Linked DNA regions of Homo sapiens: regions 1 and 2 are each linked to region 3. A link is an interaction called in ENCODE POLR2A ChIA-PET data of the cell type or tissue named here. Cell type or tissue: CD4-positive, alpha-beta T cell. All regions are shown on one strand.

The links. Peaks named below come from ENCODE experiments on the same cell type or tissue, not always from the same donor. Only the 100,000 strongest peaks of a DNase experiment are listed, where the experiment ranks them.
Region 1: POLR2A ChIA-PET joins it to region 3 with 6 read pairs; 1 of 35 experiments calls an interaction of 5 or more read pairs at or near these places.
Region 2: POLR2A ChIA-PET joins it to region 3 with 6 read pairs; 12 of 35 experiments call an interaction of 5 or more read pairs at or near these places.

What each region holds. Positions count from the first base shown.
Region 1 is chr6:167,349,593-167,353,592 of GRCh38, reverse strand. No RefSeq gene overlaps it. Among named protein-coding and RNA genes, the nearest start is that of TTLL2, 27 kb to the right of the region's middle. RefSeq lists enhancers at 1,818-2,112, 1,936-2,614 and a silencer at 2,325-2,594. In CD4-positive, alpha-beta T cell, CTCF peaks have their summits at 1,828 and 2,027 (motif pointing right); DNase peaks (open chromatin) are centred at 2,082 and 3,262; H3K4me3 peaks cover 1,692 bases; H3K27me3 peaks cover 255 bases.
Region 2 is chr6:167,097,158-167,101,157 of GRCh38, reverse strand. No RefSeq gene overlaps it. Among named protein-coding and RNA genes, the nearest start is that of CCR6, 24 kb to the left of the region's middle. In CD4-positive, alpha-beta T cell, no CTCF peak of the experiment used is centred here; a DNase peak (open chromatin) is centred at 2,137.
Region 3 is chr6:167,039,827-167,043,826 of GRCh38, reverse strand. It overlaps CEP43 (centrosomal protein 43), which reads right to left. Exons shown (of 13, transcript NM_007045.4): 13 at 1-3,923. The coding sequence ends at 3,849. Among named protein-coding and RNA genes, the nearest start is that of CEP43, 42 kb to the right of the region's middle. In CD4-positive, alpha-beta T cell, no CTCF peak of the experiment used is centred here; a DNase peak (open chromatin) is centred at 2,386; H3K27ac peaks cover 2,305 bases.

The DNA of each region.
Region 1 (4,000 bases), 310 kb before region 3:
CCACTTCTAATTCTAGTTCTTTTGTTATTTCCACCTCATCTACAGTTACTTTCTGCAGTGAAGGCTTGAACCCCTCAAAATCATTCATGAGGAATGAAATCAACTTCTTCTAAACTCCTGTTAATGTTGATATTGGTTCTCCTCCCGTGAATCATGAATGTTGTTAATGGCATCTAGAATGGTGAATCCTTTCTAGATGGTTTTTAATTGACTTTGCCCAGATCCATCTGAGGAATCACTATCTATGGCAGCTATAGCCTTTTGAGATGTATTTCTTAAGTAACAAGACTTGAAAGTTGAAATTACTCCTTGATCCATGGGCTGCAGAATGGATGTGGTGTTAGCAGGCATGAAAGCAACATTCCTCTCCTTGCACATCTCCATCAGAGCCCTTGGGTGCATTGTCAATGAACAGTAATAATTTGAAAATAGTCTTTTTTTCTGAGCAGTAGATCTCAACAGTGGCCTCAAAATATTCAGTAAACCACTCTGTAAACAGATGTGCTCCCATCCGGCTTTGTTATTCTACTTATAGAGCCAAGACAGAGTAGATTTAGCATAATTCTTTTTTTTTTTTTTTTTTTTTTTTTTTTTTTTGAGACAGAGTTTGACTCTTGTTGTCCAGGCTGGAGTATGATGGCATGATCTTGGCTCACCGCAACCTCCGCCTCCCGGATTCAAGCAATTCTCCTTTCTCAGCCTCCAGAGTAGCTGGTATTACAGGCACCCACCACCATGCTTGGCAAATTTTTTGTATTTTTTTTTTTTTTAGTAGAGACGGGGTTTCTCCATGTTGGTCAGGCTGGTCTCAAACTCCTGACTTCTGGTGATCCACCCACCTCGGCCTCCTGATTTAGCAAAATTCTTAAGGGCCCTAGGATTTTCGGAATAGTAAATGAGATTGGCCGCAAGTTTAAGTCACCAGCTGCATTAGCTCTTAGCAAGAGACATCCTGTCCTTGGAAGTTTGAAGATAGGCATTGACTTCTCCTCTCTAGCTATGAAAGTCCTAGATGGCATCTTCTTCCAACAGAAGGCTGTTTCATCTACACTGACAATCTGTGGTTTGGTGTGGCCACCTCCATCACTTACCTTAGCTAGGTCTCTGGATAACTTGCTGCAGCTTCTCCATCAGCACTTGTTGCTTCATGTTGCACTTTTATGTTATGGACATGGTTTATTTCCTTAAACCTCATGAACCAACCTCTGCTACATTCAAACTTTTCTTCTACAGCTTTCTCACTCCTCTCAGTCTTTGCGGAACTGAAGAGAGTTGAGGCCTTGCTCTGGATTAGGCTTTGGCTTGAGGGATCCATATCAGCAATAAAGCTGTTTCACTTTCTCGTCATTCATGTGTTCACTGAAGCAGCACTTTTAATTTCCTTTAAGAGGTTTTTCTTTGCATTCACAACTGAGCTAACTCCTGGGTGCAAAAGGCCTTGCTTTCAGTCTATCTTAACTTTGAACAGGCTTTCCCCACTAAGCTTAATCATCTCTAGCTTTCGATTTAAAGTGAGAGATGTGTGTCTCTTCCTTTTACTTGAACACTTAGAGGCCGTTGTAGGTTATTAATAGTGTAATGGGAATAGGGAGGCCTGAGGGGAGGGAGAGAGATGGGGGCAGCTGGTCAGTGGAGCATGTGGAACACACGTGACATTTATTACGTTTTCTGTCTTACGTGGGTGCAGTTGTTGGTTCCCCAAAACAATTACAGAGTAAAATCGAAGATCACTAAGTACAGATCACCATGACAGATATAATGATAATGAAAAAATTCGAAATATTACAAGAATTACCAAAATGTGAAACAGAGATATGAAGTGAGCACAAGCTGTTTGAAAACGGGACCCACAGATGTGCCCCAACGGAGTTACCACAAACTTCCAATTTGTAAAAACAAGTGCAGTATCTGCGAGGCACAATAGAGCAAGGCGCAACAAAACGAGGTCCGCCTGTGCGTGCGAACCCCTCGCAGGGAGGCTGTAAACACAACGCAGGAACATCATGAAAAAGCCCGTTCCGGCGCTGGGCTGCAGAGGGCGCTGTCGGGTAAACAGGTCATTTCGCGGCACAAAGCAGCTCACAGCGCATCTCTGAAGTAACGCGGTCAACGCGGTCAGATTCACCTTTCCAACATGTGCCATGCAACAAACTGGGTCACTGAAAACCGCGGAAGTTTATTCCTCACCCCCCCCCCCGCCCCCGGACCAGGTGGGTTGCGCCCTCAGGGAGCTGAGCCGTCCCCGTGAGGCCCCTTCGCTGCCAGCACAGTTCAGCTGTGCCGTCCCCAGCGCTGCGGTGCCTGTAGCTGGTGTGCGGAGGAATCGTGGTCAGAAATGTGCACACGTGGTCCAGACAGACGGCCCCGTGAGTCTCCGAACAGAAAAGAGGGGGGCGAGGCGGAGTCCTGAAGGCTAGGCTTGCAGAGGCGGGAGAACCAGGCAGGGGGCCACGGGCCTGCGGGGCTCCGGACAGCGACAAGGGCGGCGCCCCCCACCCGCCTGCGCTCCCGGAAGGCCGAGTCTGTCAGCGCTGCCTGCGGTGTGTGGCAGCTGCGCGCTCCTTCCCTGTGGGGCAGAGCTGGCTGGAGCCACCGCCTGAAGAAACTGGGCTCTGTCCTCCGCTCCGGGGAGGGGATCGTGGCCAGTGGATGCTGAGTTCCTTCTGTTGCCTGCCGCAGCCCACAGCGAAGTCACTCTGAAGAGCATCTCGCTGGCCTGCGCTTCTGCTTCTAGGCGGCTCTGACCTTGACACCCCTTTCCTCTTCTGCTTATGCCTTCGAATCCTACATTAAGGGAAATGGGGATCCTGTTTTGAAACCAAATGAGAAAGAACCACAACCCTCAACTTCAAAACACTTCCAGTCTCCTGAAGGTTTTTTAGATTCGGAGATCTCCACCCATTTCCCAGGGTCCTTGAAATGTTTCCTGGAGCCGCGCCTCTCCCAGTGCTCTGGCTGGAGACAGCAGCGGTGGCTGTCTTCCTCCGCGTCCTTGTGAGCACCCAGTTTGGGGTGGAAGAGTCAAAAAAAAAAAAACCCAGGAACGCCCCACCCTGTCGTTCTCAGGGTCCCCCGGCTCCCCCGGGCTTCCTCTCTCCGCCTCTCGTCTTCCTGCGTTTGTCTGATGGGCACTGCCCGAGGTTTCCGGTTGCACCTGCGGGACGGAGGAAAACGCACGCCTGTTCCATCTTCTTAGGAGGGGAATTCTGAGGCTTTTTGAATGACCACCGTGTAGCGCCTTAATTCTCCTTCACTTTCACCGGTTTTGTCTGCCCCACCTCAGGAAGACTGTCTGTGTTCTTTCCTCCATAGCCCGGGCACCGAAGGCACATGCCGTGCATACAAATTTCCTGTCTCGTCTCAGACTCCACGTGAGCTCGTTATTACTTCAATTTAATCTGCGCACGTTTCACCCTAGGAGAGATACTGCCAGATGTGGCAGCTTCTCCTGACAGATGGCCCGAGGCCATTCTTGCCCTAAAACTTCAAATGCTCACATAAAACCATCCTTCCTAACAACACAGGTTTTCCCATTTCTGTGAGGTTGACCTTTACACCTGAAGAGTCATCGAAACCCAGCTAGTGATAAAGAAGTGAAGATTTCAAAAAAACGGAGGGAGAATGGAATCTGGTCTCTGGTTTTCAAGCGATTCCAGTTGCTTGATTTAGTCTCATTGGAATGTTTGAGCATTTGAGGAAAAGGCCCTTAACTCTATTTGCCAAACCCCATAAAGTAGGAGCTGAACTGACATTTAAAATCGGAGCAGCCTTGACGGGCTTGCGTTCTTACTTGCGTCCTTTAAATCTTTCCTGGAACAGAGTTGAGAACGTATAAATGTATAAATGCGTGAAAACAGGCAATGAACAAAGTGTTCATTCCAGTCTCGTGTCTAAATTCCCCGGAACATGTTTTTTCTCCTGCCTTTTCTCTGAACTCCATGCAGGTCAAGTCACAGCCTTTTTTTTTTTTTTCTTTTTTCACAGACTCTCACTCTGTCTC
Region 2 (4,000 bases), 57 kb before region 3:
CTATTGGTGGCCAGTTTGCCTTTTACTATCCGAAGAGCGCGGTTGGGGAGGCTGAAGCAGCTCCAGCTTGGACGCTAATCTTCCATGTTGACTTCTAATTAACCCCTGTTCCAGGAAGGCCTCTAAGATTTCTATTTTATTTACTGTTCCCTGGGTAAGATCTTATGCTTGCCATAAATCCTGCCCTTAGGTCAACACAACTTTGACAATAACCCCTGCCTTTGGGCAGGTTCACATAGCACTCTTGCCTTTCCCTGGGGATCTACTTCAATTGTCCTACACATTCCTTCCCTATGCTGTAGAAGCCCTGGACCTGGGGGTCATAGCCCAGGGGGCCACCATCTTGTTTCCTGGCTGCCCAAGACCATGGGTTCTGTTTGTAAGTCCCTATTAAATGTCTCTTCCTCAGAAACCAAATTTGTCAGCCTCTTTCTTTGACCTCTCGGCTTCCTGGGACTTTGGGGGTAGGTTTGCATAGGCCTGCCTGCCGCAGAACAATAATGGCGAGGATTCATCGATTTGCTGAGGCAAGAAGAATTGATACCAGCACAACAGCCCTGACGAATTGCATAGCGCACCCTTGACGTAAGTAACTCCATCTTAGAAAAACACTCCATCTTATACTTCAAAAGGCACCTCATCACAGGAACCAGAAGTTTGCCTCATCAATAAAGACTGCACCAGATAAGGACATTCCCAGGCACACTCTTCCACTATCAGTCTTCACCAGAGGACTCTGTGGCCATAAAGAACATAAAGAGAGCAGTGCTTCACTAGCTGGAAATGGCCATTTCAACAGACACCATCTTGCCATCACTCATGATAAGCACCCAGCATCTGTCACCAAAGGCTCTGCCCACATCAAAGATTCCTTCTTGCATGACGCTGATGCTGACGACCGCCCGGGCCAGGCCAGGACATTCTTTTTGTCCACATCACTCTACCTGGACTGGCCTGTTAGCCCTTTTTCCTATCCTCTTTCTCTTGACGTTAAATGTCACTTTGTTTATTGTAGAGTGTTTAATCTATAACATCTATGTATTGGTTAAGTATACTCTGATGTACAGTTCGCAGTATTGAATGGCTTGTGGCTTGAGCCTGTGTGCCGGTGGCCCTGACAACTGAGTGAATGGAAGCACTAAGAATTGCCTGCTTGGGAACTCCATGTAGCATATGGCTTTATGAGTAAAATACCATCAGTAAAAGTGTGACATTGTAAAATGACGCAAACGTGAGTAGACCTGGTTATCTCCAACCTTGCGCAGCCCACAACACACATCCACCATCTAATCAGAGATGCAGGCAGAGATTCAGGCCCCATTAACATCCTCCCTAGCAAAAGCATTCAATCTAGAATCACACGTTGTGTTTGTTTCTCAGATTCTCTTTAGTCCCCTTCAAAATAAGTCCGTTTCCTCTTTCCCGGGAACCATAACCTTGGGATGTGGGACAATGGCAGCGTATATGATGTTCCTCAATTTGGGTTTGTTTCGTGTTTCCTTATGACCAGACACGGGACCAACATTTCTGACAGAAATCGCACAGAAGTGGCGCTGAGCTCTCGCCATTGGTCCTATCAGGTGGTGCTCAGTTTCCACTCGTCCCGTTGGACTTGGATACTTAAATCTTCCCCCAGTCCAGACTCCCATTCAGCATTTATTCCCTAGAATTGAGATGCCTCCTGGGACCATGACCTTTGGTTTCTGGGATACTTTCTTGGACACATAAAAGCAAGAGAAGGGACTTTTATCCATGACCAGTTATTCTAGTTATTCCCAGTAAAAGTCATTACTTAAGTACTTTCTCCAAGCAGCCTGAAAACAAAGCCTGCTTTTCCTGTTCACAAATGCCTTTGTCTCTCTTTTTCTCGCAAGTTTCTCTATTCACCTCCTGGGGGATTGTGGTTTTAACTCAACAAGCCCTAAACGTGTTGGTTGTCATCAACCAAGGGTGGGAGTAACTGCTGCCCCCTCCTCTCCATATCCTTCTTCCCTGCAGCTTGGCCTCCTCCTCTTCCTCCTTCTTCCTCTTGCTCCCATTGTGTAAAAGGCAACTCAGTGTTGACTGACATAATCACAAAAGATTAAAGATAATGCAACCACAAGGGGGTTCCCAGGATGTGAGGACTGTGGGTTGAACAGAATCGACACCCATGGCTGGAGTTCTAAGAGGAGCTACGGAAGACAGACGTGCCAGGAGATGCACCCACAGCAGATGCTCTTCATGCACCCACAGCAGATGCTTTTTATCCCCAAGGGTGCCTGACATGGGGCAGCAGGGAGGGGAGCTAGGAGGTTCCCTGCAGAGTGAAGCGTGTCCATGGAGGAACCCAGGGAGGAAAACTGCAGGGAGGTATGGGGAGCAGTGTGGAGGTGTCTCGGCGAGGTTCGTGCCTGGAGACTGGAATAAGGATGTTAGACTTGGGCTTTAGAAAGCAGGTACTTTGACCTGGGGACAGGGGCACTTCCATCATAAGAAACTTACTTCAAATTGTTAGAATAACGTGCCCCACACATCCACACCCAGATCGGTCCTGGGAAGCTTTCCCGGGCCTTGAGGAGCAGCGCAGCAGGAGTAAGGTCCAGGGTGGAGCGCTGAAGGATGCAGAGGCGTTTGCCACACAGGTGAGAGTCAGAGAGCACTCCAGGCCTGAGGGACTGTGTGACTCAGCCTGAGGCCAGGGAACCAGGTGCGGGAGAGAGAGCAGGGCTCCCCGATTATGACCTCCGGGCATCCACAGGACCCCACGTTTGTGCAGGGCACACTGGGGTTAGCGGGGGTGGTCTGGGCACCTAGAAGAGGCTTGGTGGAAAAAAATTGTTGCATTTCCTGTGTATAGGCGGAAGAATTATATATGAGAAAAGTAAAACAGGAGGTATCAGGGAAGGTATTGAACTGAATCAAACTTGCAAGCGGAATCTCTTCACTTTTTAAGTAGAAAACTGAGCTTGCATCCATGAACGTAGCTTTTTATATCTGGTATTAGGCTGGGAGTGGCTCTGTGGAATCCCCTTGATGAAGACATCTCCCTGTGTCGGAGCGCCGGCTCCAGCACCCGGAAGGACCCGAGAAGGCGGAAAGGCACCCTTGGAGCCCAAGACGACAGCCGCCCTGAGCTCCAAAAGGAAAGCTGTGAAGAAACCCAGGCGGCCATGACTCGACATCAGGAAACACTTCAGGCCACGCTGTCTAATGAACACCCTGTGGGCATTTAGAAGTAAACGGGACAAGCACTTCGCGTGCATCGGCCCCAGCCAGCCTTGGTTCGGTTCTGGCTGGGCCTTGAGCGCTGGGCTCGGGCAGCTCCACCTCCCGCAGATCTGGACTTCAGCAAAGCATCTCGCAGATTCCTTTAAAATCTCCTGAGAGGCCGGGCGCGATGGCTCATGCCTGTAATCCCAGTACTTTGGGAGGTCGAGGTGGGCAGATCACCTGAGGTCAGGAGTTCAAGACCAGCCTGGCCACCATGGCAAAACCCCCTCTCTACTAAAAATACAAAAATTAGCCAGGTGCAGTGGCAGCCACCTGTAATCCCAGCTTCTCGGGAGACTGAGGCAGGAGAATCGTTTGAACCCAGGAGGCGGAGGTTGCAGTGAGCCAAGATCGCACCATTGCACTCCAGCCCGAGTGACAAGAGTGAAACTCTGTCTCAAAAAAAGCAGAAAATAAATAAATAAAATCCCCTGAGATAAAATGGCAAATGTAGGCCGAATGACCCTGCTGCTTAGGTAGATTCCTTGCTGATTGAGTCACTTTGTACCACCAGGAATGGGAAGTGATATTTTTGGTGTGAAAAGAATTGATTAATGAAATGCTACATGATCGTGCCATTGGCCTTGTGCTGGTCAGAATTATTTTAAATCAATGAGTTGCATGCAAAAGGGAAAGATGATTATCAAACCTGCTGAATTCTAAGATCTGTGATGGACAACAGATGCTACAGATAGTGCTCAAGGTTCCATATTATCTCATGTGGTTGGAATTCTGAGCTGAAAACAAT
Region 3 (4,000 bases):
CTTTCATGACATACATTCACTTTCCTTAAATGTCAGATGCTTGTTGAACGTGTGGAACTCTGAACGCAGCATTAGGACAACTCACAAAGGTAGCTGCCCTGGATTTCCTCCCCAAACACGTCCCTTCCTAGAGCAGGAAGACTAGGCCGGGCACCGTGACTCACACCTGTATTCCCAGCACTTTGGGAGGCTGAGGCGGGTGGATCACCTGAGGTCAGGAGTTTGAGACCAGCCTGGCCAACATGGTGAAATCCCGTCTCTACAAAAAAATTATAAAAATTAGCTGGGCATGGTGGCAGGCACCTGTAATCTCAGCTACTTGGGAGGCTGAGGCAGGAGAATCACTTGAACCCAGAAGGCAGGGGTTGCAGTGAGCCGAGGTCGCCCCATGGCACTCCAGCCTGGGCAACAAGAACAAAACTCCACCTCAAAAAAAAAAAAAAAAAAAAAAGAGGACAGGGACACTGGGAGCACGGACTGCTCGGAGGGCAGGGGTGAGACTAGCACCCATGGACAGAGAACTGATGGCGGGAATCCTCCCCACCCAATGCCACAGGAGGGCTCCAACTTGGGCTGGGTGTGTTTTTCTCCAGGAAGAGCTGCCTCTCCTGTCCTGCCCCCCTCCCATGTCCTTCATGAACCAACACCACAGCAGAGCCACACAGAGGGCACCTCCTTCAGAGGCCCTGCTCCAGCTGAGCTTGGTGGGTGGGGCAAATTCACAGGACGGCCTTCTCCTGAACCAGATCCCCTTCCTGCAGACTTGAACCTAGGGACCTCCCCAGGTTTAGGGTAAGGACAGCTTTCCCCTCAGATTTTGTAGATTGTTCCAGCTGCCTAGCCAGAAACCACATTCTCCAGGCCCCATGTCAGTGCTCAAGCCTGTTTACAGCCCCAAAGATGCCAAGCTCATACTAGGGGACAAATGTTGTGCCAGGTACACAGCAGTTTAAAAGAAAATCCCTGTTCTCACGAGCTCATAGTTAAACACACACACACACACACACACACAAAATAAGCAAGACCATTTCAGAGTATGCTGAGATGAATAAAATAAAAGGGGTAAATGCAAGTGGTGGGGCAGGGACAGGGAGGAGAATGGACATCTCCCTTAGGTCTGGAAGCGTCTTTGAACATGAGACTGAAATAAACCAGCTTCATGCAGTTCTAGGGGAAGGACATTCCAGACAAGGAGGGGCAAATATCACACCTTGAGACAGGAAGGGCTTTGGCAAGCTCAGGTGCAGAGGCTGTGCAGCAGTGGGCTGGCACAGCTCTGGTGCATGGGCAGGAGAGGGAAGTAAGGAGGGGAGGAAGAGCTGTGGGCAAGCATGAGGCAGGGACTAATGGCATCTACACAACTGCCCACAGGTTGTTATCCAACATAAAGTATAAAAGCACAACCGAATATCAACAAAGAGAATAAATGCTTTTTATTCATTTGTAGTTATCAATAAAATGAAAGAAAGACCTAGCATTTTTAAAACTCCACTGTAAAACATAGGTTACCATAAAAATGTATTTAATGGGTTAATATTTCAATATTTATTTTTTAACAGAAAACACTCATCACATGCAAAACCTGTCACTTCACATCTTCAAGTTTCATAAGTTGATAATACCTAATCAAAAAGTACATGTGAAAAGAAAGCTTTTTCATAGTTGAACTTTAAGTCATTCAAAATCATTCAATAAAATGGATGTAGTACTGGCCAGGTGCGGTGGTTCACGCCTGTAATCCCGGCACTTTAGGAGGCTAAGGCAGGAACGAGGTCAGGAGTTCAAGACCAGCCTGACCAACATGGTGAAACCCCATCTCTACTAAAAATACAAAAATTAGCCGGGCGTGGTGGTGTGCACCTGTAATCCCAGCTACTCAGGAGGCTGAAGCAGGAGAATCGCTTGAACCCAGGAGGCGGAGGTTGCAGTGAGCCGAGATCGCATCACTGTACTCCAGTCTGAGTGACACAGTGAGACTCTGTCCCCCCCGCCCCCCGCAAAAAAAAGATGTATGTAGTGCTGACAAAAAAGTTTCATATTTGGCATATTTCTTTTACCCTCCCAAATATTATCAAAAGGTCTGATTCTCTGCGTAACAGAAAAGTGACAAATTTCAGTTGCTACTGTTCGAAAGTTTCATAAATTTAAAAAGCCACATCCTGCTATGCTTTCAAATCATTTCACTGAAACCTAGTTCCTATCAAATATTAAAAATAAATCATACATGTGATCCAGATTCCAGGGGACCAGAACTATAGTGCTTTTAGAAAGTGACTGTTTACAGAGATGACTTACAAAGAAATGCATTTTATAACAACCACACTGGGGGACTGCAACAAGATTACATCTGCACGTGGTGCTGTTTACTAAGACATGAAGAGCTGAAGGAGACTGAGATAGCAGCTCACAGACGGAGGGCAGAAATACACAGGGCTCCCAGGCTGTACCGGCCCAGTTTATGTCCTACTTCCTCTTGATGTTTACAGCTTAGTTTCACTTAAATTTTAAAAAGCCAGATTCTGTTACACAGCCTTAATCCTTACATTTTCATTTCCTCTACATTTTAGAGCCCAAGGAGTAATTTCTGTAATATTTAGGCTAATATGAAATGAGAAACTGGCATTACACAAGTCATGCAGTCTGCTCACTTAACCGAGATCAATGAATTAGGTCTAATTTGCTCCTTTTACTAATAAAGTTAACTTGTAGTAAAAAGCCGCAACTTAATTGAAATTATAAAGTGCAAAAACAGCACAATCCTGCTTTACTTATATATAAATATGCATGCATCACTTTCTACTGTTTTTTCTACTTGCACATTTTAAAATACTTTAGTATTATAAACATCCGTGACCTACATAATAGCAATAATGCTTTAACCGTATAAATGAGACTGTGGAAATTCTATTATTGGCTCTATTTTTAAGGGTTACAATGAAATTATGTACAGTATATAAAGCTTGTCAAACTGAACATGGTCTTAGGCCATTACTACTATTTCATTCCAATTTGGATTTTAATACAATTAACTTACAGATCTGAAATAAAAGCACTGCTTAATGGTTTCAGATGCATTTAAGTTTCAAGGAATCTTTACAGATAATAAATTATAATGAAGAGAACCTACGACTAAAGCTGCTTACATGGATAACAGGAGGAATGACGATTGCAAATGTTATGTTATTGACAATTCTATGAATTAAAACTCATAACCACTTCTAGATTTCTTTAAAACAAGCAAAACTAAATAGCACACACAAGAGTACTTTAATATAACCTTAATGGTCTAACAAACCTTCCAAATGGAAGGAAATACAAAATAAAGTTGACACATCAAATTTAACTTATACTAATATACTTCAGCATTACAAATTTACCAAGTCATTTTGCCAACTATGTGTAGAACCACCTAATATCAAAATATACTATGGTGGGTAAGCTCTGATTCCAGAGGGCTAAAGCCAAGGTTTTCAAAGATCACACGTACCAGCAGCCACACACACAAAGGGTTGCGCGATCCTACGGCTTTATTGACACCTTTCATCATGCTCTTAACACTGATGTTTTCATGGGTTCCTTCCCTGTAATGAAACTGAGTGTAGATAATCAATTTCCATAAAGAAATGTACAGTTAAATTAAGAATATTAAATCTTCCACACATGGGCTCAAATAGGAAGTATTTTGTTTAGTAAAATGAAAATTACTTTTAAAAAATATCTGCAGTGTTTTTGAAATGCAAGGCACCAATAGAGAGCAGACATTCCAGCTGAGTGATTGTCTGGAAAAAAAAAAAATGGAACCGGTCAGTCCTCTGTCCTTGTTAATTAGAATACTTCCTTCTTCGTGTCTATGCAACATCTTCCAGATAATCCGCAACATCACTGAGCTGGGATACAGTCAGATCTTGTGTGAGGTCATCAAGCTTTGTTGTTCAAAAGAAAGAAAATAATTAAGTGTCAGAATGTGAGTAGTCTTAAGTTATTTTAAAAAATCAAAGCC